5 separate regions of the Homo sapiens genome follow, and all the other regions are linked to region 5. A link is a loop called in an ENCODE intact Hi-C map of the cell type or tissue named here. Cell type or tissue: mammary epithelial cell. All regions are shown on one strand.

The links. A loop is a pair of places that touch in the nucleus more often than their neighbours do. Peaks named below come from ENCODE experiments on the same cell type or tissue, not always from the same donor. Only the 100,000 strongest peaks of a DNase experiment are listed, where the experiment ranks them.
Region 1: a loop joins it to region 5, with 4 times the contacts of the local background. A loop is called at or near these places in 2 of 110 quality-filtered maps.
Region 2: a loop joins it to region 5, with 8 times the contacts of the local background. A loop is called at or near these places in 2 of 110 quality-filtered maps.
Region 3: a loop joins it to region 5, with 6 times the contacts of the local background. A loop is called at or near these places in 2 of 110 quality-filtered maps.
Region 4: a loop joins it to region 5, with 8 times the contacts of the local background. A loop is called at or near these places in 3 of 110 quality-filtered maps.

What each region holds. Positions count from the first base shown.
Region 1 is chr2:14,901,212-14,906,211 of GRCh38, reverse strand. It overlaps a transcript of NBAS not described here. Among named protein-coding and RNA genes, the nearest start is that of LRATD1, 270 kb to the right of the region's middle. RefSeq lists a silencer at 2,164-2,213. In mammary epithelial cell, a CTCF peak has its summit at 2,225 (motif pointing left); no DNase peak of the experiment used is centred here.
Region 2 is chr2:14,448,706-14,453,705 of GRCh38, reverse strand. No RefSeq gene overlaps it. Among named protein-coding and RNA genes, the nearest start is that of LINC00276, 50 kb to the right of the region's middle. In mammary epithelial cell, a CTCF peak has its summit at 2,204 (motif pointing right); no DNase peak of the experiment used is centred here.
Region 3 is chr2:14,418,613-14,423,612 of GRCh38, reverse strand. No RefSeq gene overlaps it. Among named protein-coding and RNA genes, the nearest start is that of LINC00276, 20 kb to the right of the region's middle. In mammary epithelial cell, no CTCF peak of the experiment used is centred here; a DNase peak (open chromatin) is centred at 2,502.
Region 4 is chr2:15,574,391-15,579,390 of GRCh38, reverse strand. No RefSeq gene overlaps it. Among named protein-coding and RNA genes, the nearest start is that of DDX1, 15 kb to the left of the region's middle. In mammary epithelial cell, a CTCF peak has its summit at 2,111 (motif pointing right); a DNase peak (open chromatin) is centred at 2,110.
Region 5 is chr2:14,285,422-14,290,421 of GRCh38, reverse strand. The region is part of intron 2 of LINC00276 (long intergenic non-protein coding RNA 276); the gene reads left to right. Among named protein-coding and RNA genes, the nearest start is that of LINC00276, 110 kb to the left of the region's middle. In mammary epithelial cell, a CTCF peak has its summit at 2,293; DNase peaks (open chromatin) are centred at 2,191 and 4,421; H3K27ac peaks cover 550 bases.

The DNA of each region.
Region 1 (5,000 bases), 620 kb before region 5:
GTTCAATTAAGGGTAGGTACTGCTGTGGCGGTGGCTGCTGCTGCCGCTGCTACTATTAGTACTGTTGCTACTACTACTACTACTAATACTACTACTACTGCTGCTGCTGCTGCTGCTGCTTACCACTGCTGGAGTGCCTACTGTGTTCCAGAAATTGAATTACGGAGTGGGAATAAAGTGATGTGTTAGGAATATTCCTTGCCCTTGGGAAGCTCCCGATTTGATAATATTGTACAGACAAGCGTACTCATCAGTGTATGCAGCTGACTGTGACACAGCCTATCACATTGAGACAAAGAAAGTGCGCTGAGAGTTTAGAGATAGAAGGTGTTTTTGAATGGGGCATTGTACAAGCCTCCTTGGGGAAGTTGCCTTTGAGCCTCGATGGGATTTACATAATGAAGGCATTGTAAAGAAGAGGCAACCCACCCATTCAGCAACCACCCTCTATCCTTACCTCCCTGAACACACATGGGTCACGTGTGGCCTGCAATGCTTTCATTAGGATGAATCTTATTTTGATCTTCCCAGATTACAAACACTTCAACCAGGTCACTTTTCTCACATGGCATTCAGTTCAAAACACATGAAGGAGGCAGATAAATAGGTCATCGGCATTTGACAGATCTTGTTTATTTCTCTGTTGGCCAGGCTATTTGGTTACTTATTCCCTGAGGAGTCCACAGAGAGCAAGGCAGGGGCACCAGAGAGAGTTGGGTTGTTGGCCCAAGTCTCCCGCAGCCACCGAGCGGGACAGCTGGGCACAGGAGGCACTGAGCAGCATGTGGTTCTCTGCTCTGGTTTTATGGTTCCATGTCTGGGTTCTTCAACAATTTACTTTTGGAGTCTTCAGTTAGTTCGTTCATCCATTTGTTTATTCAACAAACATTTACTGAGCACTCACTAGAGTTACTCCATTTAATAGGTTGCGCACAGTGATGGTTAATATTAGATGTCAACTTGATTGGATTGAAAGATGTCTAGATGGCTGGTAAAGTATTTCTGGGTGTGTCTGTGAAGATGTTGCCAGAGGAGATGGACATTTGAGTCTGTGAACTGGAGAGGAATACCCACCTTCAATGTGGGTGGGCACCATCCAATCTGCTGCCAGTGCGCCTGGAACAGAGCATAAACACCTACTGTTCAGAGTTACTTCTTTTTTTTTGAGACGGAGTCTCACTCTGTCGCCCAGGCTGGAGTGCGGTGGTGCGACCGGCTCACTGCAAGCTCCGCTTCCCGGGTTCACACCATTCTCCTGCCTCAGCCTCCCAATTAGCTGGGACTACAGGCGCCCGCCACTGCGCCTGGCTAATTTTTTGTATTTTTAGTAGAGACAGCGTTTCACCGTGTTAGCCAGGATGGTCTCGATCTCCTGACCTTGTGATCCGCCTGCCTCGGCCTCCCAAAGTGCTGGGATTACAGGCTTGAGCCACCGCGCCCGGCCTAGAGTTACTTTTAGGATTAGATGAAATACGTAGACACAAATTGCGCACAGTGCCTGCCAGAATAGCAGGTGTTCAGTTCAGTGTATACAGCTGACTGTGACACAGCCTATCATACTGAGTCACAGCTGACTGTGACACAGCCTATCATACTGAGTCACAGCTGACTGTGACACAGCCTATCATACTGAGTCACAGCTGACTGTGACACAGCCTATCATACTGAGTTACAGCTGACTGTGACACAGCCTATCAGCCTGTCATACTGGAAGAAGGTGGGATAAGCCGACTTGCTGAGTCTTCCAGCCTCCATCTTTCTCCCGTGCTGGATGCTTCCTGCCCTTGGACATCACAATCCAGGTTCTTCCGCCTTTGGACTCTTGGACTTATATCAGTGGTTTGCCAGGGGCTCTCGGGCCTTGGGTCACAGACTGAAGGCTGCACTGTCGACTTTCCTGTTTTTGAGGTTTCTGGACTCAGACTGAGCCATTACTGGCTTCCTTCTTCCCCAGCTTGCAGATGGCGTATGGTAGGACTTCACCTCGTGATCGTGTGAGCCAGTTCTCCCTAATAAACTCCCTTTCATATGTACATTTATCCTATTAGTTCTGTTTCTCTGTAGAACTCTGACTAATACACATCCCTTGCCCTCTTAGAGCTGGTGGTCTAGATGGAAAAGAAAAATACAGATAATTATAAAATGTGAAAACACAAAATGAGAAATGCCCCCGTTTCTCTGAGTGTCCAGAAGGGAGCGCCTCGCCCAACCTAATGGGGTAGCCTATGGAGGGCGCTCGATGCCGCCCCCTGCAGGTGGTAACCGGCACTTCTCCTGGGTCTCCTCTTTCCATTGCCCTCTGCCTTGCTGGGCACGCCTCCCCCCACCCTCAGGCCCTGCTGTGTCTAACATCCCATCAGGTGTGACAGGGGGATGGGGGGGACAGGCATGCTTCTCCCCTGAACTTCGATTTTCTCAGCTGTAAAAAGGCAATGTTGAGCTCCAGTGTTGACTTTTGCTCCCCGATTCCTTTGAAACCATGATTTTGATCATTATTCTGCTCCTGTGAAAACAGTTGTGTGGTTTTTGTACTAACGTGAAAGTTTTCCTCAAAGTGTCTCGTTTCAGTTCTAGTGAGAAGCTGGTTCTGGGGATAGTGATACTGCCAATGTGGCTTTAAGATTCTCCTCCACCCCCTATTGTTTTCTTTTCATGCATTTCAGTGAAAGGCCAATGACAGGTACTCCTTCAAAGTGGTGGGAGTCACATGGGAGCAGCTTTTCCTGAAGTGCTGGGCCAGGTCCACTTTGTCACCTGGGGGTGTCTTCTGAACACACAAGGCTGTTATCAACACTCTTGGAAAATACTTTATATGTATTTTTCATTTGGCTTTACCAATTTCTGGTTTTTATTTTCAACATGTTTCTTTCTTTTTTTTTTTTTTGCAAAGCTTATTTCACAAATTTAAAAAAGTCTGGATGTAGCATGTAGAGATCCTGTGACATTCAGAAGATGCTAATACTGACTGAATTTAACCATCTTCTGCAGATGGAATTGCTTGTATTATCATTAAAAGGCTTGGCCACCACTAGAAAATGGGTTGCAAAATATTGTGGTTGGCCCTTACACGCTAGGACACCCTGGAGAGGCCAAGACACTGTATGTAGAAGGTCTTGGTTTGTTCTCTTATTTTTTCATTTTTTTTTTTCATTCATCAAAGCTTCTTGCCACAAATTGCCTTTCACTGGGATGGGTCTTTGCCATTGGTTCAAACTGTGCCTTTGCTGTCTCTCTTCTTTTAGCCTAGCTTTTATCATGGGCTTACCCATGTGACTGCCTATTCTTTGGTTCCCTGACAGAACATTCTCACCTTGTTTATTTTCCTCAGAATGGCCAATGTGCTCTAATAATAACTATTTGTGTGGATTTTGTTGGAACCCCTTCTTCTCAGACTTTCTGGCTTTGAGATTCTGTGTATTTGATTAATTACCTACCAATTCCAGTCTGAATTACCTCCTTATAAACTTATTACCATTTTTCGATACTCCTCCCCTTTTCCCAACCTCCCAGAAGCTCAAGTTTCAGTCTTGTGTTGATGATTATAATTTTGATCAGGGAATAGGTCTCATTGCCAATGAGCAAAATTCCCAGGCTGACATTTAAGACAGGAAGCAATGCTTCAGACCATCTCCCTGGCCATTTTCCAATGTTTGCACAGATATTCTACACATGGGTCTACATATACAGAGCTTCTCTCTGTGTGTATCTCTCTGTTTTTCTCTCTCCTTCTCTCCTTACTTCCTCTTACAGGAAATATTAGACATAAAAATGTGAGGATTAGGCCAGGTGCAGTGGTGCAAATCTGTAATCCAAGCACTTTGGGAGGCCAAGGAGGGTGGATCACTTGAGGCCAGGAGTTGGAGAACAGCCTGGCCAACACGGTGAAACCCCATCTCTACTAAAAATGCAAAAATTAGCTGAGTATGGTGGCGCATGCCTGTAATCCCAGCTACTTGGGAGGCTGACGCACAAGAATCACTTGAACCCGGGAGGCAGAGTTTGAAGTGAGCTGAGATCATGCCACTGCACTCTAGCCTGGGTGACGGAGTGAGACCCTGTCTCAAAAAAATGAAAGAGAAAATGTGAGAGTTGGAAGGGAAAAAGGGATGATTGCTATACGAACTAAGCACTCCCATTTTACAGAAGAAAGAAGAAAATTCAGGAAGCTTGGGAGGTAGTCACAAGACAGCTTGAGTGACTCATAAAAGCTCAGTGGTGCATTTTCTGGTGGGAGGCTGTTATCGCGAGAGGACAGCCAGATCCCATGGGTGTTTCCAAGCATGTCACTGCTGTTCCCAGCATGTGCTTTCTTGGGCATTGTCCAGGGTCCATTCCTGCTTGTGGAACTGTCCTTCCACAGCACATTTAGTCTTTTTTCAAGGTCAATGTTTTCAGGAGCCATCACTGAAGGAGAGAGCTAACTCTAGTCTGATTCCTGGTAGAGATGAAACTTGTGAGGGCTGTGGGCTGTGTATTTAAAAATGATGAATTAAGTTTAATGAATATTTCCTTACTAGATTTCTATCCCTATTAAGTATTTTGCAAGATTTTTATTACTTCCTAAGAATCTAAGTTATTTCCCCTCATTTTTCTTGCAAAGGATGAGTTCAGTATTTCAGCTGTTCTCATTTATTGTTAATTCTCTTTTCCTCGTCATTTATTAGAAGATCCATTTTTCTCTGTGGTTTATCTTTTTATCCCTTAAAGTGTTTATAAAATCCTCTTTAGCTCTTTTACCACTTAAAAAATTACCCTTCCGATTTTTTTTTTTAAAATTACCTGAGTCTTTCTGGTTTGGCCTTTAGCTGAAGAATAATCAAATTTTCTCCTTTATTCTGATTCTTTTTTATTACTAAACTCCTTTAAACTTATAATTTTTTGAACTCTCTCTGCTAAAGCTATAATGACAGTTTCTATTTTTACCCAGTCTGGTTGGAATGGAGCTGCAATTCCATTTGATTATGGAATATACTTTTATTGAGCACCTACTAACTAATCCA
Region 2 (5,000 bases), 160 kb before region 5:
AAGTAAAACTAAGGCAGAAATTGGTACCAGGAGTAGCATTCTGCTGTAACAAATACATAAAATTGTGGAAGCAGCTTTGGAATTGGGTAATGGGTAAAGTCAGAAAGAATTTAGAAGTGAATGATAGAAAAAGCCTACATTTCCATGAACAGAGAGTTAAAAAAGATTCGTTTGAGGGTTCAGAAGAAGAAGAGGGTTGTAGGGAAAGCCTTAGTCTTCTTAAAGATTACTTAAGAACTTGGTTGAATTGTGCCAATTTCCCAGTGCTTTGTGGAAAGGAGAACTTGCAAGTGATAAACTAGGATATTTGGTGGAAGAAATCTCTAAGCAAGGGGTTGAGGAGCTGTACGGCTTCTCTTGGTTGTTTGGAGTAAAACATAGGAAGACAGAAATGAATTATAGATAAAATTCAGGCTGGGCGCAGTGGCTCATGCCTGTAATCCCCGCACTTCAGGAGTCTGAGGCGGGTAGATCACGAGGTCAGGAGTTTGAGACCAGCCTGCTCAAATAGTGAAACCCTGTCTCCACTAAAGTTACAAAAAATTAGCCGGGCATGGTGGCGTGTGCCTGTAATCCCAGCTACTTAGGAGACTGAGGCAGGAGAATTGCTTGAACCTGGGAGGTGGAAGTTGCAGTGAGCCGAGATCATGCCATTGCACTCCAGCCTGGGTGACAGGGTGAGACTCTGTCTCAAAATAAAAAAAAAATAATAAATTAAATTCATAATCAAAATATAAGTAGTACTTAAATATTTGAAAAACTTTCAGCCTAACCATGTAAGAAAACAAAAAAACATGCTTGGGAGACAATACCAAGGATGTGGCAAAGTGAAAGTTGGATAAGAAGATTACTATGAATGTAAACAGGCCAGCTGACATTCATCATAACAGTGGAAGAAAGACCCCCAAAGCATTTCAGAAATCTTCGAAATGCTGTCACTTTAATCACAGATTCAGAGTTCCAGGGCCTTGAAGGCAGAAATATTTTAAAGAAGGGGTTCAGGGAGTCCACCAGAACTTGGGACTTGCTGCCCAGAACCACCTCAAGTCTTATATTTCTGCATTCCAGTGCATGTGATCCTTGGCATCCCCAGCTGTGGCTACAGAGGGTCCAGATGTAGCTCAGGCTGTCTCTCCAGAAGTCACAAGCGATAAACCATGGTGGCATCTGCATGATGCCAACTCTGCAAGTATACAAAGTACAAAAACTCTGGAGAAATGGCTACTTCCATCTAGCTTTTAAAGGCTACCTCAGAGAGCTTTGGGTCTCAGTGAAGAACTGCCACAGGAGTGGGGCTTCTGCAGAAAACCCCCACTAGGGCAATGCCCAGCAGGTCCATGGGATGGAGCCACTACAGAAAGCCCGTATTGGGGTAAATCCAGGGTAGCAGGGACACTGTGAACTCTTCACTAGGGCAATGCCCAGCAGAGCTATGGGAGGGGCCACCTCCACAAACCCTCACTAGGGCAATATTTAGTGGAGCCATGGGGGCAGGGCTATCCCCAAGGTCCCAGACCTGTAGAGCCACCAGCATACAATGCCATCCTTGGAGAGCCACAGGCACCCAACTCCAACCCAAGACCTGCTGCATAGGCTGTGCCCAGCAAAGCCCAACACTTGTCCCATTGTGTCCAAAAGGCAGGGCATGGAGTCAAAGATTATTCTCAAGCCTCAATCTTTATTTATTTATTTACTTGCCTTGTTGAGTTGTGGAGTTACTTGGGACGTATTAGCCTTTTTTAAATTTTCTATTTCTCTCTTTTGGAATAGCAGTGTCTATCTTATGCCTATCTCAAAATTGCATTTTGGAAGTACATACTTTGTTTGATTTTACAGGTTCACAGCTAGAGAACAATTTTCATCAAGGTGAGTTGTACCTTGAGTCTCATGTGAATCTGATTTAGATGAGACTCTGGACAATGCATTTTGCATGTGAGAAGAACATAAATTTTGGGGGCCAGGGCAGAATGCTGTGGTATGACTGTGTCCGCTCAAATTCATAGGTTGAAATTTAATCACCAATGTGATAGTTTTAAAGGGTAGGGCCTTGAGGAGGTAATTAAGTCGTAAGAGCATGACTTAATAATCTTTATAAGGTCATGAATAAGACCTTATAAAGAGTCTTCAGAGAGCTTCCTGGCCTGTCCTTCTCTTCTATCGTGTAATGACACAGAGTTAATTTATTTTGCCCTTCCACCACTTGAGGGCAGAGCAGAAGGTCTCCACACTAGAAGCAAAAAGCAACTCTCAACAGACACCATATTTGCCCATCCCTTGCCCCTTGACTTTAAGCCTCTAGAAAACAAATTTTGTGAAAAACACAACTTCTATGGTTTATAAATTAGCCAGGCTGATATTTTGTTACAGCAGTCCAAAAGGAGTAAGACAGTAAATTATACAGTATTTATTTTTAAGTGAATTTACTGTATAGTTTAAAAAAAAGACATTGAATGAATGCGTAAATGTAACCCTTCATCTTGAAGAAGCTAGCCTATCTATCCTACAGTGGAATGAGCCATCAAAGATCAGTTACGGTGCTAGCTAGAAAAACAACTTCTGTCCTTCTGGATACAGTATATGTTCTAAACCAGCAGTCAATATGTGGTGCTAATTCTCCCACAGCTATAAATTACAGAATAGGTAAATAAGAGATGGAATTGAAAATGGTACCTGTCATAATTCCATCTAATTAATCACTTGCATACTTTTTGCTTTCCATCCCTGTTACTCTTGGCTCTACTGGTTTACAGATTTTAATGCCAAAGGAAGAATGCATTTATCAGGGGACACAATAACAGTTCCATTGAACTAGACTCCTAGATTTTCACTTGATCAAGTCAGGCTCCTCTTATCACTAAGAAAACAAGCCAAAACAGGGATTATAGTGTTGGCTAGTGTGATTGAGTCTACCTCTCCAGGGAAAACACAGTCGTTGCTACCTAATGGGAGTAATAAAGATTATGAACGACATACAGAGAATTCCCCTGAAACATGGAACATCTCCTTGTACTACTGCTGTTAAAAGGTAATGGTAAACCACTTCAGTCCTATATAATCAGAACCTCCCATTCTCAGGTCTATCAGGAATAAAAGTTTGAGACACTTACCTGCAGATTGCCTTTAATGAACTTAAAAGTACTTGCTGGACTTGAAAAATATAAGAAGTACATATATGCAAAGAAAAATCATAAATATCAACTACAATAAAGTCATCAGTTGCACAGCTACGTACTATTGAATCGACATATGTTTTCTTTCTTTATGGCTTAATTAAATAAGTATGTAACTTAATTAGTATCTTTTTTGTCCTCAAATTCCCCCAAACTATTTGATAAGGGATAGAGGGTGGTAGATTCAGAATATTATGGCATAATCACAAAGAAATACCGATAGGAGAAACAGATGTCACCAGGTATGTTGAACTTGTAGCCAGATGGAATTACTGATTTTTTTAAAAAATATATCTCCTTAGGGAATTTTTTTTGATAGGTTAAGCATTCTTAAAAATTGTAAGTGAGAAGTGTGTGTTTAAATACTGTTCATTAAAAGAGTGAATAGTATTGACATTTGTCAATTTAACGGCTCAGCACCAAACATCCTGCTGTCTATTTTGGTTAAAGATCTATATAGATAGGAGTCAGAAGTTGAAAAGGGAAAGCTACTTATTCTCCCTGTCTCCTGACAGCTGGAGAATGGGTCCATGGCTAAACTACAGTCAATCACTTGTTCCCACTCAGAGAATTGAATCTTGAGAGAATTACACAGAGGTGTAAAGTCTGTCAGAGGTTATCTGTGTGTGGCAGCTGTGGTGGAGTCGAGAATTCAGTGATGAGAGGGTGAGTGTTTAGAAGCAGCAGTGACATTTCAAATGCAGTTATCTTGGGCTTGATCTTGGCTCTTCTTTTCCTACCTTGGTTTATACCTGTGCCTGGCATGCCAGCCTTATAGTCAGTTTTGTAAACTACCTCGTTTCTTTTCAATAAGTTTCTTTTGTGCCTGTATTATCCAATATCATATTCTGTTATTTGAAACCAATATTACTGCTTCATTGAGTGGATTAAGTTGACAGGAGTCTGAGAGTGACAAAATGAAAAAAAAAAAAAAAAAAAAAAACCAGAACCACTGTCAGTAGCTTGCAAGAAGCCTGGGACTAGAGTTCAAGAAGAGACAGTTTCTTCTGAGAAGAACTACGAACAAAGAACAGCTTCACAAACCGAGAATTTGGCCACTGGTTTCTAAGGCAGAGACTCATGCAATAAGATAAAAGAGAGGCAAGGAATTAATAAGTAGAATTTGTCCAGCAATTTGCATTATGTGAAGCATCATCACAGTGATTATATTTAATCATTCCTTTAACTTAATGGTTTTCAAAATATGGTAAACAGATCCCTAGGAGTCCCTTTTTCAATAGTTCTGTAAGGTCAAAACTATTTTCATAACAACACTGAATAATTATTTGCCTTTTTCACTTGTTGACATTTACTGGTAAAGGAAAAACAATTTAGTTAAAAGCATGAATCAAGGCAATGGCGCCAAACTATTCTAGTAGTTATTGTAGTTTTTCAACACCAAATACTCAGGGGGAAAAAAGGAGACAATTTTGCTTAAGAGGATCTTTGATGAAATGGCAAAACATATTACTTTCATTAACTATCTCAACCCTTGGGTACATACCTGTTTAATATTCTGTGTGATTAAATAGAAAGCACACATAAATAATAGGTTCCCAAGCTTTCTCCATAGTGCCTTAGTGATTGTTTTTTTTTTTTTTATTTTGGCCCCTATACCAAAGAAAATTCAGAACACAACCTATCCTACCAGTTGTATTTATTAAGTACAGTCATGCATCACTTGATAACAGGGGTACACTCTAAGAATCACATTATTAGGCAATTTTATCATTGTGCAAACATCATAGAGTATACTTACACAAACCTAGATAGTATAGTCTACTACACACCTAGGCTGCATGGTATAGCCTAGTGCTCCTAGGCTGCATA
Region 3 (5,000 bases), 130 kb before region 5:
ATATGGCTGTTATCTATAGGAACAATTGGGGAAGTTACAAATCTTGTGACCTCCAGCTACAAAACTCCTAGCAGTAATCAAGATAGGGAACAATGGCTGGCTATCACTTAACTATGTTTATAGCTTAGCAGAATTCAAGCCCCTATCATAATTTTAAACTTGTGACCTTTCATCAGTTTTTACAAAGGCAGTTTCATTCCCCAAACAAGGAGAGTTAGTTTCAGGAAGGAGCTATTATCGTCCTTCCTTTAAAGTGTAAACTAAATTCCTCTGGTAGTTAGCTTGGCCTGTGCCCAGAAATGAGCAAGGGCTATTAACTTGTAAGGTTATAAGCAAGATGGAGTCAGCTGTGTTAGATTTCTCTGCCATAATCTTTGCAAAGTTAGTTTCTTTCTTTATATTCAGGCACTTGTCTACCTCTTTATTTTCCTTTCTCACTTCCAGCCTAGTAATTGTCATAACAGTCATTTTCCTTCTACTAATACTGGCACATCAAGGGCAAATACAGTATCATTTTCAAGACTTTATTCTCACAGCCTGGCACAGTGCTTGGAAGATAGTGAGGATGCAACTAAACAGAGTTCTAGTTCTTTTATATTTCCTATCTTTTTTCAGACATAGTCAATCAAGTAAAATATAGAATTTCATAATTACTTGAAAGAATGATGATATGATGTATCCTTCCACAATGAACGTACCTAATTTTGGAGGTTCTTGAACATTTTGAGCCTCTGTTGTTTGCTTAGTGAGTTAGGTCGGAATTTTAAAGCAAAGGAAGGCAGCAAATAAAATGAGGCCAGATTCAAAGAAATCTATCTTAAGACTAGAGGGTATTTAAGTTAAATAATTTTTAAAAATGCAGTCAATGCCCCTGTTCACTGGCGATTTAATGTATATTACTCATTACTAGGATTATGCTAGAGGGCAGAAATAACTGTTGAAAGTTACAGAAGTCGCAGAACTGACATTTTTTTACCATAACTTTCTTTTGTCTCACATCTGGTGGGTGACTAAGATAGGATGTCCTGAGGCATCTTTCTTCATCCAAAGCGTGTTTTTAATCCATCATCCTACAGAATTAGTTACAGGAGAAGTTCAAACCCCTACCGTCCAGGGTCTCTGTTGGAGAGCTACATCTACATTTATGGACCTAGACAGTAGCCAGCCATGATGAACTAAACTTCTGAGACCATGGAGTAAGGGAATGACTACCATGTGGATGAGACAGAAGGCATACTGAAGGTGAGGCTGTGGCTAAGGTGAAAAAGAAGATTATTTGGCAGTGGAAGAAGCCTAATAACTGAGGGAAGATACCATAAGACAGTGTGTGTATGTGTTTTTAAAATAGTCTTCATTTTTTGGAACAGTCTTAGATTCACAGCAAAATTGAGCAGAACGTACAGATTTTCTGCATATCATCTTCCCCCACCCAGATATAACTTCCTCCATTATCAATGTCTGGACAAGGGTGGTACGTTTGTTATAACTGGTGAACCTACATGGACATGTCTTAATCACTCAAAGTCCACATTTTACATTAGGGTTCACTCTTTGTTTTATATATTCTGAGTTTGAACAAATGTACAGTGACATATATTAACCATTATCGTATCATAAAAATTAGTTTCACTGCTCTAAAAATCCTCTGTGTTCTGCCAATTCATTCCTTTCCCTAATCTCTGGCAAACGTAGAATTTTTTTTGCCATCTCCATAATTTTGCCTTTTCTAGATGTCATATACCTGGAAATGTACAATAGTGATCTTTTCAGATTGACTTGGCTAACTTAGTAGCATGAATTTAAGTTTCCTCCATGTATTTTCTTGACATGATAGCTCATTTCCCTTTAGCATTGCATAATATTCCACTATCTGGATGTACCACAGTTTATTTATTCATCAAACTACTGAAGGATGTCTTGGTTGTTCAAATTTTGACACGTATGAATAAAGCTGCTATAAACATTTGTGTAGACATAAGTTTTTAACTCCTCTGGGTAAATATCAAAGAGCATGATTGCTAGATTTTATGGTAAGAGTATGTTTAGCTTTGTAAGAAACAGCCAAACTGTTTTCCAAAGTGGATGTACTATTTTGCATTCCTACCAGCAATGAATGAGAGTTTTCGTTGCCCTGCATTCTTTCTAGGGCTGGTAGTGTCAATGTTCTGGATTTCAGCCATTCTAAATCCAGTAAGAAAGTGTTTTGATGCTGTTTGTGTGGTTGTAAGGAGCTCACAGAATTTTGCAAAGTGAGTGAGTCTTCCTCTTCCTGCCACCTGCTCCAGCCTCTCTCCTGTTCACATTAGGCAGGAGAAGCAAGGCTTGGATCTTTCTTTTCTATACCTTGCTGTTTTTGGTCTCTGGAAGGTCTAAATTTGGTTTCAGATCTCTTCATTTCCTTTCCCAGAGCATGGCCTTACTAAAATTTAGTTTTGCTGACTAACAATTCTCTAAGGCCTGATTTCACTACTATCTAAATAAGAACACTTGGTCTGACTCATCCTGTGATTCGCACTCAAAATGCGCCTTTAGAAGGACTGACACTTATTCTGAGGTGATGGAAGTGGAAGTTTGGCTCTGCCTTATCTCCTGCAGTCAGTATTAGCTTCAATTCCTGATTTACAAATGTTGGGTCCTGTCAGGCATCACAGACATTTCCACATCAAAGGGCGTCCGGCCTTGATATTTGTCCGTTTATACTGACCACAGAGGCAAGGTTTTTAAAATGTCATGTGCATGTGTGTGTATGTGTGTGTGTGTGTGTGTGTTTTAAATTTTTAAAATTTCCTCTCAGAAAACTGATAACCCTGTTCTAGAAATTGCTAGTTATGATGGAATTGGGTATGTGGTATGTAGCAACCTTGCAGAAGGACTGCAGCAAGGGTGTGCCTAAGAGCTTCTCCTCACGGTAAAGGCAACGGGAGAGACAGACAATCCCTAGCAAAGATTTATATTCATATGATGGAAATGGAGGAGGGGAAGCCCAAGAGCTTTCATCAGTGTTCTGTGAAGATAAACACTGTTAAGGTTTGATAGCATATATTCAGTCCCAGAGACTTCAAACCCAAGCTTTCCTTATGGAGAAATAAGAACGGCTTAAGCTCCAGACAAGAAGGAAAGGAGCATTAAATTTCTCCATCATTAACTCATCAGCTCTTGTATGTTTCCTGGGGTTTTTATACACCCAGTATCACAAGTTAGGTGACTTAAAACAATAGAATTTTAGTATCCTATGGTTCTAGAGCTGTGACATCTGAAATAAGATGTCCACAGGGTTGTGCTGCCTCTGATGCTCCGGGTGGAATTCTTCCTCACCTCTCTTCCTAGCTCCCCGTGGTGGCTGCCAAGCCTTGATGTCCTTGACTTGCTCTCCAATCTCTGCCTCTGTCATCATATGGGGCTCTCCTTGTGTATCTGTCTTCATTTTGTCTTCCCTCTTCTAATATAGACACCAGCCATATTGAATTAAGGGCCACCTTACTCCAGTATGACCTCATCTATGGCCTTATCTTAACTACTTAACACTTATAAAAACCCACAGAAAGTCATATTCTGAGGTACTGGGCATTAGAACTTTAACATAGATTTTTGGACACGCGAGTCAACCCATAATAGCTATTCAATACATTTGGCTTCAACAACTCCTAAAGCCCTATGGCTGGGTCTTCAGAGCAAGCACTGCCCCTTCCTGTCTTTCCTGTGTTGTCTACTCCTGACATTGGGCTGGAATGAAGCATATTTCTGCAGGCTCCAACTTTGGTTTTCAGAGTTAGGGAAGCACATGGAACTGATGAGTGGTCCTCAAAAATTAGATTGGGCATAACACAAAGACTTGGGGAAGTTGCTACAAGTTCAGATTCTTGGTGCCCAAGCCCTAGAAATGCTGTAAGTCATGTAGTTGCATTTGGTCAAGTGACTACATTTTGAGAAACACTTGCATGGAGGAAAAAGCATAGGATTAGAGTGCAGATAAACTTAAATTTAATTTTGAGTACTAACTAGCTAGGTGGCCTCTGGCAGTAATAAAGCTGTCTAAGCCTCAGCTTTTTTTTCCTCTTAATCTCCTAGAATTTCAGATTTAGTATGCCTGGGTGAAGCCCAAAGGATTGCATTTCTAAGACATTCCCAGTGTAATGCACTTTTTTTTTTTTTTTGAGATAGAGACTTACTCTGTCATGCAGGCTGGAGTGCAGTGGCATGATCTCAGCCCACTGCAACCTCTGCCTCCTGGGTTCAAGCGATCCTTTTGCCTCAGTCTCCCAAGTAGCTGGGATTAGAGGTACGCACTACCATGCCCAGCTAGGTTTTTTTGTTTTTTGTTTTTTGTTTTAGTAGAGACGGGGTTTCTCCACGTTGACCAGGCTGATCTTGAACTCCTGACCTCAGGTGCCTCGGCCTCCCAAAGTGCTGGGATTACATGCGTGAGCCACCGTGTCTGGCCCCCAGTGTAATGCACTTTGAAAGCCACTACTGTAGTGGAAGCTCTTGGTGCTCATCCTGATATCTTTACCAGTTGCTGACCTGTCTCCCAGATACTGACAGCAATTCGTTGCTGACCCTTCTTTGACAATTGCTCTCAGCCAAACACAAACACCTCCAGGTAGGTGGAATTCACATTGCAACTTGTACCCTGGAGCTTCCAGGTGGAATCAGACTGAAGCCTGTCTCCAGCGGAGAGGACACACCCGCTTAGCTCTTAACCCCTTGTATTAGGGTTCTTCAGAGAGATAGAACCAGTGAGATGGATGAATAGATAGACTTATAGATACCACACTGCCTTTAGAATCATGCCCAAACTTCTTAGCAGGTGATTCCAAACTCTAAAACACCTGCCCAAACTAACGTTCTAATTCTCCTGGGTGTCTGGCTTGATTCTTTCACCCAAGTGTTGCTTTAAACTAGCCTCAGCTACCTCTTTCTTCAAGGATCCAAAGATCTTTTCCAAAAGTGGGGAGGGAAGGAGGCAAGGGTTGAAAAACTACCTGTCAACTATTATGTTC
Region 4 (5,000 bases), 1.3 Mb before region 5:
TGATTTGGAAGCTACTTCTGCCCTGGGAAGAAATGGAAACATACTGAGGCCTGAGAGTGAACAAGGCACTATGTTCTTTCCATGAATCATCTCTAAGAGCTTCACAAAGATCCTTCATTTGCTATTCACCTAACAAAACTGATGAAGTGCCTCCTATGTGCCAAAGCCTATGATAGTGCTGGGGATATGAGTAAGACAAATATGAATAAGACACACTTCTTTGCTTTCAAGATAATCTAAGTTTTTCAACCGAGATAAATGTAAACACATAATTTACACAAGGCAGAAATGCAATGGTAGAGATATAGTCAGAGTATCATGGGAACTCAGAGTAGACAGCTAAGCCAGTCTGGAAGGGTCAGAGAAGGGATTTTGGAGAAGATAATATCTCAGATGAATATTAAAAGGTGGATTGAATTTAATTAGATGAAGAGGGGCTTATGGGGGAAGAAAGGAGGGGAAGCTTTTCAGGTAGAGGGGACAGCATGGAGACTTACACAGTGGCAAGAAACAGGATGGTGTACCCTGATGTATTAATCATCCAATGCTGCATTACAACCACACCAGAACTTAGTGGCTTAAAACAAAAATATTGATTATCTTACATTGTTTCTGTGGGTCAGAAATCCAGGAATGACTTATTACGATGGTTTTGGCTTAGAATCTCTCATGAGGCTGCAGTCAAGATGTCAACCAGGGCTGAAGGATCCACTTGTGAGCAGGCTCCCTCATGCACCTGGTGAGTTAGTGCTGGCTGACAGAAGACCTCAGTTTTTCAGCACCTGGACCTCTCCATGGGGTTCTTGAGTGTCGTCACTCATGGCAGGTGTCTACCCCCAGCAACTGATTCAAGAGAGAGGTTGCTGTAACCTCTGAAGTCTCACACCATCATTTCCACACTATCCTGCTGGTTACACAGGCCAGCCCTGTTCAATGTGGAAGGCACTGCATAAGTGCATGGACACTAGGAGGCTGGGGAATGGGGCAGGGGTGTCATTTTGAAGATTGGTTACCATACATAGAAATAAAAAATATTCCTCCATTCCTCACATGTCAAGTTCAAAATTGAAAAGTAGACAGAAATAATGCTAAAGAGTTTGGACCTGAGCTGTATCGGGGGAAATGTTTGCTGATCAAGGTTTACTCTGGGAGGTCAGCGGGCCTCAGCCTTCAGTGTGCACCAGAATCACCTGGAGCTTGTTAAAACAGGATGTAGGAACCTCCTCCTTAGACTTTCTGATTCAGAGATCTGGGGCTAGACCCATCATTTGCAGTTCTCACAGGTTCCCAGGCAACTTGTGAGTACCATGCTAATACTCCTGGTCCAGGGACCATGATTTGAGAACCACTGTGGTGGGTGGGACAGATATTAAGCAAGACAGTGAGATGATCGTATTTCCATTTTATAAAACTCTTCCTGGTGATTGTGTGAAGAACATATCTGTGTAGGCACAATTACAAGGCTGTTATTGCAGCAGTATATATAAGATGTAATTGAAACTTGAATGAGGACAAAGAAATTGTGTCAGGCAGGAGAGGACAGGTAAGAGAAATACCATTAACATGCCAGGATTTGATGACTTGTTGAATTTAATGGGGGTAGAGGGGGAGAGTGAAGGGAGAGTAATGAGAGGAAGAAAGGCGTTAGTGCAATGCGCAGGTTTCAGTATGGATAACTGGGTGAGTGATATTAGCATCAGCTGGGAAAAATAGATTACAGGAGGGGCAGCTGGTTGGTAGGCACGGGTCTGTTGAGTTCTGTGTGAATATCATGGCCAGCAAGTAGTCTGCTATGTGAGACTGAAACCTGGAGGAAGTACTTTGGGTTGAGATAGAGATTTGAGAAACCTCAACAAATAGGTAGTGACCCTGGGAATTGATGAGCTCACCCAGAAAAGAGAAGAGCAGGGAGTGAGGACTGAGTCGTGGAGCTGCTTCTCACCCTTTGCTGTGCATGAACATCACCTGGGGATTCTGTTAAAATGCAGATATGGACTCAGCAGGTCTGGGACGGGCCTGAGATACATCCCTAACAAGCTCCTCGTGATGCCAAAGCCACTGGTCTGAGCAGCACTGTTGTAGTAACAAGGTGTAGAGAACCCAAGCACTAGGGGGCAGTGTGGTGCAGAGAACAGGGAGAAGGCCCTAGAGGATGCAAGTAAAGTCAGAACTATAAGGACAATTCGAAGAGTCTGTTATTACAGAAACCAAGAGTATAGACATTCTGGAAATTTATGGGATGATTAGCATTATATGTTGGACACGTTAGTGGAGTAATTAGAACCCAGGTTATAGTAGGTTAAGGGCTAAATGAGAAGAGACTACTAGTGAGCATAGACTCCTGTTGTAAGAAGTTTGGATGAGGTGAAAATAAACTAGATGGAAATGCAGGATGGATGTGGGGGTCAAGGGATGGCTTCATTTTTTTATTTTTTATTTTTGAGACAGTCTTGCTCCGTTGCCCAGGCTGGAGTACAGTGGCACAATCTTAGATGACTGCAGTCTTTACCTCCTGGGTACAAGTGAGCCTCCTACCTCAGCCTCACATGTAGCTGGAATCACAGGTACGTGCCACCACACCCAGCTAATGTTTTTGTATTTTTCTGTAGAGACGGGGCTTTGCCATGTTGCCTAGGCTGGCCTTGAACTCCTGGGCTCAACAATCCACCTGCCTTGGACTTCAAAAGTGCTGGGATTACAGGCATGAGGCATCATGCCTGGCCAGTTTTTTTAGTCATGAGAGAAACTTGAGTGTGTTCACAGGCTGAGGGGACATCGCTAGTAAAGAGGGAATCTGCACAAGGATGCCCAAGATTAAGCCCAGCTTCAGAGAAGAAAGAAGGAATTACGATGGGTGAAGGGAATGGTTTCAATCAGGAGAAAGAGAGAAACTTTCTCCCTTAGCTGTGGGTACTAGCACAAAAGAACTGGAAGACTACAGTGACAGCGGTGTCCACAGGGACATCTCAGTTTGTGTCTCCCAGTCCAAAATTCAGCCCTAGAGAGACAGGGACTTCCCTTTCAGTCAGTGTGCAAGGGCAGTCAGGCCCTTGGAACTGGCTTAAATTAATTATGTCCACTTAAAGTCTTAAGCTCTATACATTTGGAATGGAAAACTTTATTTCTTATGATTGCTTGCAACCTTCAGGCTGGGAAGTGGAGCCTCTGGCTGAGATCAAAGCCTGCACTTTAGGCTGGGTACGGTGGCTCATGCCTGTACTCTCAGCACTTTGGGAGGCCAAGGCACGTGGATTGCTTGAGCCCACGAATTTGCTCAGCATGGGCAACATGGTGAGACCCTGTCTCCACCAAAAAAACAAAACAAAACAAAACAAAAACAAAAATTAGCTGGGTGTGGTGGTGTGTGCCTGTAGTTCCAGCTACTCAGGAGAACCACTTGAGCTCAGGAGGTCGAGGCTGCATTGAGCCATGATGGTGCCACTGCGCTCCAGCCTGGGTGACACAGTGAGACCCTGTCTCAAAAAAAAAAAAAAAAAAGCTGGAACTTTGAGGGAGGAAGGGTAGACAGGAGTTTTATGCTAAATGGGTTGGCTGAACATACATATTTGACAGGTTATAGGAGTTAGGAATATTAATGAAAGGGGGATCACACATGAGTGTGATAAGCAAACATATATGTTACATACATCCCATGTTGACTTTGCAGTGGAGATGTATCATTAAAATGCAGTAATATTAGACTCCATATGTCAAAAGGAAATGTAGGACATGAAGCTGCTTTGTGCACAGTCTGTGTAAACTGGCCAGAACCCTTCCATGGTGGACGGTCATTCCTTCAATGGAAGGGGTGCTTTGGTCAGCTGTCATGTCAAAATCTTGAAAAGGGAGGAGAGTCTGGCTGAGACACCAAGCAACTGGTTGAAGTTGATGTCAGTGGAGAAGTTTTCTGTTCTTTGCTTTCCAGGGCTGGTTTCTGTTTAACTCTTAAGTAGTGGTTAGTGAGGAAGGGGACACACTGAGGCATGACCAACCTCCCATCTTGTCTCGGCCAGGAAACAGTTTTGTTTTGTTTTGTTTTTGAGATGGAGTCTCGCTCTGTCACCCAGGCTGGAGTGCAGTGTCGTGCTCTCAGCTCACCACAACCTCCACCTCCTGGGTTCAAGCAGTTCTCCCTGCCTCAGCCTCCCTAGTAGCTGGGATTACAGGCACCTGCCACCACGCCCAGCTAATTTTTGTATATTTAGTAGAGATGGGGTTTCGCCATGTTGGCCAGGCTGGTCTCGAACTCCTGACCTCAGGTGATCCACCTGCCTCGGCCTCCCAAAGTGCTGGGGTTACAGGTATGAGCCACTGTGCCTGGCCAGGAAAGTTTTTAAAGATTTTCTGGGGTCTCCTTGGCCGAGGGAGATCTGTTCACTCCACTGGGGAAGAGGGGGCTTGGGAATTTATTTTTATTCCATGATTCTTATCTACAGTAAAGTTTGAGGAACACTAGTTTAATAAATTATAAATGTGCTGCTGAAAAGTTTCCACCAAAAAAGTGATCTGGGCAAAGCACATTTGCTATACGTTCAAGCATGTTAATGGTGAGGCATGAACAATGGTACTAACATCCAAAGGGAAACACATTTTTAGGAGGAGGATGACATGTTTTCAGGGCAGCTTCCTGGACTGCCCTCTGTGAGGGCTTTAAGGAGGCTGGGGCTGCTGCTGGGGGGATGTGGGGAGTACCCCGTGCTACCTCCTCCTCCAAGGCCCCACACAGGGGCCTGGCCTTCCTTCCTTCACAGTAGCTCAGGAATCCAAAACGGAGGAAACTGAAGCTGCCAGGCCTTCTTAAAGCCTGGGCTAAAAAGTAAAAGCTTTCACTCACGGGCCCAGTCCAGATTCAAGGGGAGGAGACATAAGCTCCACGTGTTTACCCACCAAAAGTGACTATCTCCCAGTGATGGTTGATACTGAGTGTCAACTTGATTGGATTGAAGGATGCAAAATATTAATCCTGGGTGTGTCTGTGAGGGTGTTGCCAAAGGAGATTA
Region 5 (5,000 bases):
TAGAAAGAATGAGTGGATCATGGCCTTTCCAGGAAGCAGTCTGCTTGTCTACCTTAAGAAGAGACGTAGCAACCAATTACATAGTTAATGAGAATTACTCCAGAGAAGTCCAAGAAGGAAATAGAGAGGCATAAATAACCAAAAATTGATCTTAATGATGATATTCTGAGCAAAGTAATGCTCATCATTTCTGCATTTCCAAATGTCCTTCATTTCATTAACTGCTGATCTGATTCAGCATCTCCAGAAGAGTCACATTTGCATTTATAGATAGGATACCATACTCTCTAGCTTGTCAGAGTGATCCTCTCGCAGATTTGCATGTCCCCCTTCCAAGACTTGAGGGGAAAATGGTTGTTAACTTTATCCAGATGTTGTTGTGCATGTAGACCACAGAGAAGGCTGATCTGATTTACTTTTTCAACAAATATTGAAATTTTCCTTGCTGCGATTATTTAGCATCTCTTATACACCTAATTCTGTAAAAATAAACCGGCTTTCATGAATGGAGTAGTTGAAACATTGATGGGTTTCATGGAATGTGTAAGTTGATTTTTGCTTATTTGTTTAGTATTTCTAAACTTCAGATTATTCAGCTATAAAACAGAAATAATTCTTCTAATTGCTGAATTGTCAGGAAGAGGGAATGGGTTAATAAACCAAAGTCAACAGATACTGTGACTAGCACAACTAGGTGCTCAATTGATGATTTAATGATATTTAAAATTCAAAAATATTACCCTAGATGGTGCAATGAAATTGGCCTTGTTTGTGTTTGTGCTATATGTGTTGATGGGGGAATGGGTGATATGTACAGAACAGAGGACATTTATTCTAAACCCCATATAGAAATTTGTTAATCACTCGGGGTTCTCGTACAAGTTCAAAATGATGTGTTCAATGCTTTGTCTTCTATGCAGAGATCTGGAGAGGAAGACTGATGAGTAATGGGAAGGGAGCACTTGTGCTTTTGTTCTCTCTCTATACTCTCTTTAGAGCTCAGCCTTCTCATCTATTAGTGGACAGGACATAAGAGGATGATTTCTAACAACCTGTTCAATGTAACATTTCACAAAGTTCACATTTGCTCCCTATCCAACAGAAATGCATATTATAATATAGAAGATAAAAATAATTAAACTACTAACTATAACACATTCTTCTAGAAGGAAGTGGCATGAGGGAGACAGACACTATAGTCTTGGAGGGCAGAAGGAGGAAAGACCACTTTTATCTGGGGGATCTGAGAGGTCATCTTAGAGAAGCTGGCATTTGACATGTGTGTGAAGGATGGTCCAGATTTGTAACATGGAGATAAGGGTGAATAGAACTCCAAGCTGAGAGCCATGCCTGGGTGGGCAATGACATGGAAGTATGAGAAGGAGATGGCAAGATTTCTGCAGGGATGAAAGCATTGCTGTATTTCATATGTGGTGAGACTAGAAGCAAAGATTGTGTCCAGATTGTGTATAGATAATAGGGGTGAAATTTGAGCTGAGGATGAATGAAAAAAGAGGATACAAGTGGAATTTGCTGTGCTGAGTTTCCTGTGATTCTGGGGACAGTGGGGCAGGGAAAGGATGGCAGAGGACAAGAATCACTGAAAAATGACTGGCACTTTGAAGACCAGGAAGGATATGGGGCCTGAAAGAAGACATTTCATCAGGATTACCCCACCAACCCTTGATATTTTGAGTCAAAAAGTAACTTCGGTTATGTCGTATGTTCCCATTTCCTGTGTTGTCAAAACCTGTGGGAGAAGCTGTGAAAGTGAGACTGAGTTTCCTTTTCCCCACATCGCGTGGATAAACATGGTTCTGATGAGCTTCACGGGACCTGGCCCAGCATGTGGCACTGAAGGCTGACATAATCTGGTCTCCCAGCCACCCATTGCTGGAAGACAGCACCTGACCTGTATGCACATGCTTGGGGTACTGGCTAATCTCCAGATGAACGTCTTTCTCAAAACCCCACCTGCCGCAGCAGGACCTGAAGGATTCCCATGGGAGAGTGATAACTGGGAGGTGCAAAAGACCAATGAAGCCTTCAGCCCCCAGTGGCAAGTCCTCTAGACGCTGCTACAGGAGGATCCCAGGGTTTTGCAAGTCTTCTGGAGTGCTAGACAGGTTTGCCTTCATTCGCTCCCTGGAGACAGGACCGTCTGAGGCATGACTGGGCTATTCTTTGTCAGTTGTGCATGTCCAGGCAAAGGCACTGGATTTCACTGTGCACACACAGAGGGAACCTGTTTGGTGATCTTACTGAGACCTTAGAAGAAGATGCAGAGCTCTCCCTAGTGCCTGGGGGTGGTGAAAGCAGAGAAGCAGCAGTGAATATTGGATAAATACCTTTTTAGATTTCTTCAAGGAAAAGTAAGTTGAGTCCTTATGGCCTAATCACTTCTTAAAGGTTCCACCTTTTAATATTATAACAATGGCAATACAAGTTTTTTTTTTCTTTTGAGACGGAGTTTTGCTCTTGTTGCCCAGGCTGGAGTGCAGTGGTGCGATCTTGGCTCACTGCAACCTCTGCCTCCCAGGCTCGAGTGATTCTCCTGCCTCAGCCTCCCGAGTAGCTGGGGCTCTAGGTGCCCACCACCATGCGTTGCAATTTTTGTATTTTTAGTATTTTTAGTAGAGATGGAGTTTCACCCTGTTGGCCAGGCTGGTCTCAAACTCCTGACCTCAGGTGATCCACCTGCCTTGGCCTCCCATAGTGCTGAGATTGCAGGTGTGAGCCACTGCACCCAGCTAGCAATACAATTTTAACATGAGTTTTGGGGGATTTTTTGAACCATGACGATTACCAACACTGGGAAGTCCCACAACACCCCTTCCTGTCTTCTAGACACACTTCTGTGATATTCCCTGCCTTTCTTTTATTAAAAAAAGTTATAATAACCACTTAATTGTGCTGATACAATATAGCTCAATTTCTGGCTTTGAGCTATATATAAATGCTATATGTAGACTTTTTAGCATTGTGTCCCATTGTGCCACCACGAGATAACTTTCTTTTCAAATTAACCACAGATTTTAGGAATTTGGTAAATAGTGATCTAGTGGGTCAGGTTACATGTCTTAGAGGAGATAGGTCCAGGAGATGCTTTATGTGTCATGGAAGATAAAAGGAGACTTAAAATCCACATGGAAATCCCATACAATTGTGCTGGGCCCAGGGGAGAATTTCCATGCCTCTCTGTCTTAGTGCTTCTTGCTCCTCTTTCATAGGCCTGAGTCACATCGTTAATGCCTAAATCAGCAGCAGATTCATGGAAGGTGGAGTTCTTCCATCATCAGCAGTTTTCTTGTAGGAGAATCTGAAGGATACTCTCAAGTTTTCGGAGGCACATCTTGTTGCCTTCTCTCTCTCATACAAGATGAGATGACAAGATTTGTTGTTAACAACTTCTGTATCTGATAATAATATTAACTGTTTCCTTCATGATTTCATTCTTTCTTGAATGACCTCATTTCATTCTAGCTTCAGATCAGATATTATTATTACCAATTTATAAGTTGAGAAACAAAAGGTTGGAGTAGTTAAGTGGCTTGCTCAAGGTAACCGTGAATATTTTGAGATGCAGCAATGGGGTCTCCAAGGACAGGCTTGAAATAAATTTTTTGGCCTGTCAATGGGTAACTTACCTAAGACAAGCTACTAACACGTCTCTTCTTCAGTTCTGTATTTGGAAAATGGGGATGGAAAGACACAATACAAAGGAACCTGAATTTGAAGATTAAATGACAAAAAGTATAAAAGCATGTAACGTTGTGAATAGTACCCTGAAGAGGTTAATTAATGCTAGTAATAATTAACAGTAAGCTAAATAAAAGCTCAGTCCTGTTTTTGTTGTTGTTGTTGTTGTTTTGTTTTGTTTTGTTTTTGAAATGGAGTATTGCTCTGTCGCCCAGGCTGGAGTGCAGTGGCACGATCTCGGCTCACTGCAAACTCCACCTCCCTGGTTCAAGCGATTCTCCTGCCTCAGCCTCCTGAATAGTTGGGACTACAGGTGTGCACCACCATGCCCAGTGAATTTTTGTATTATTTTAGTAGATAAGGGGTTTCCTTATATGTTGGCCAGGCTGGTCTCTAACTCCTGACCTCAGGTGATCTGCCCACCTCAGCCTCACAAAGTGCTGGGATTACAGGCATGAGCCACTGCTTTCAGCCAGTCCTGGGTTTTTGACTATAAGTCCTGTGCCACTTTCAGTACAGAAAGAAGAGCAATCAGGTACATTTCCTTCATAAAATATTACCAGTCCGTTGTAAGCCAGACTGTTGACTAAAGTTCCTTAATAGAATATAACAATTGCAGTCTTTCATTATCAAAGGTCAGTACTTTCTCAAATAGAGAATGTAAATACAATCCTTGAAAAACAAGTACTTTCTTTATATAAGAGTTTCAATGGCCAACAATGCAGGTGATTCCCTACTCATTAGCCATGAGTCATCTAGCTTCAGAAGCTAGATCCATTCAATTACATATTTTCAAATTTCAGCTTCAGGTGTATGTAGTCATATTTAAATTCACTGAGCTTGATTTCTTTCCTAAGAATGAAATAAGACAGTATTATTTAAACAGGGCTGGCATAAAGATAAAATGGTATCCAAGAGGTAACATTATCTATCACAGAACCAGGCACATACTAAATTTGGAATGAATGTTAGTATCCTCCAAAAATGTTGGTCAACTGACTGAGAATAATATATTAAAGTAAATGTGTATTGACAAGCCTTTAACTCAGCTTGTAATTCTTACAAACACATAAAAACGTGTCTAGTAAAGTCAGTGAGCTCTTGGTGCATAGTAGAAGGAGTCAGAACATCCTCCAAATCTTGCCTTAGTCTCTTGCGAGCTGTGTCATGTAGGTCAATTCCAACCTTTAGAACCTCAGTTATTTTTAATTAAAAAATATGGAATTAATGATATCTATCTCAGAAAGGATTTGAGGATTTGAGGTTTTACTGTTAAGTCATATGATGCCTAATGTGGACCT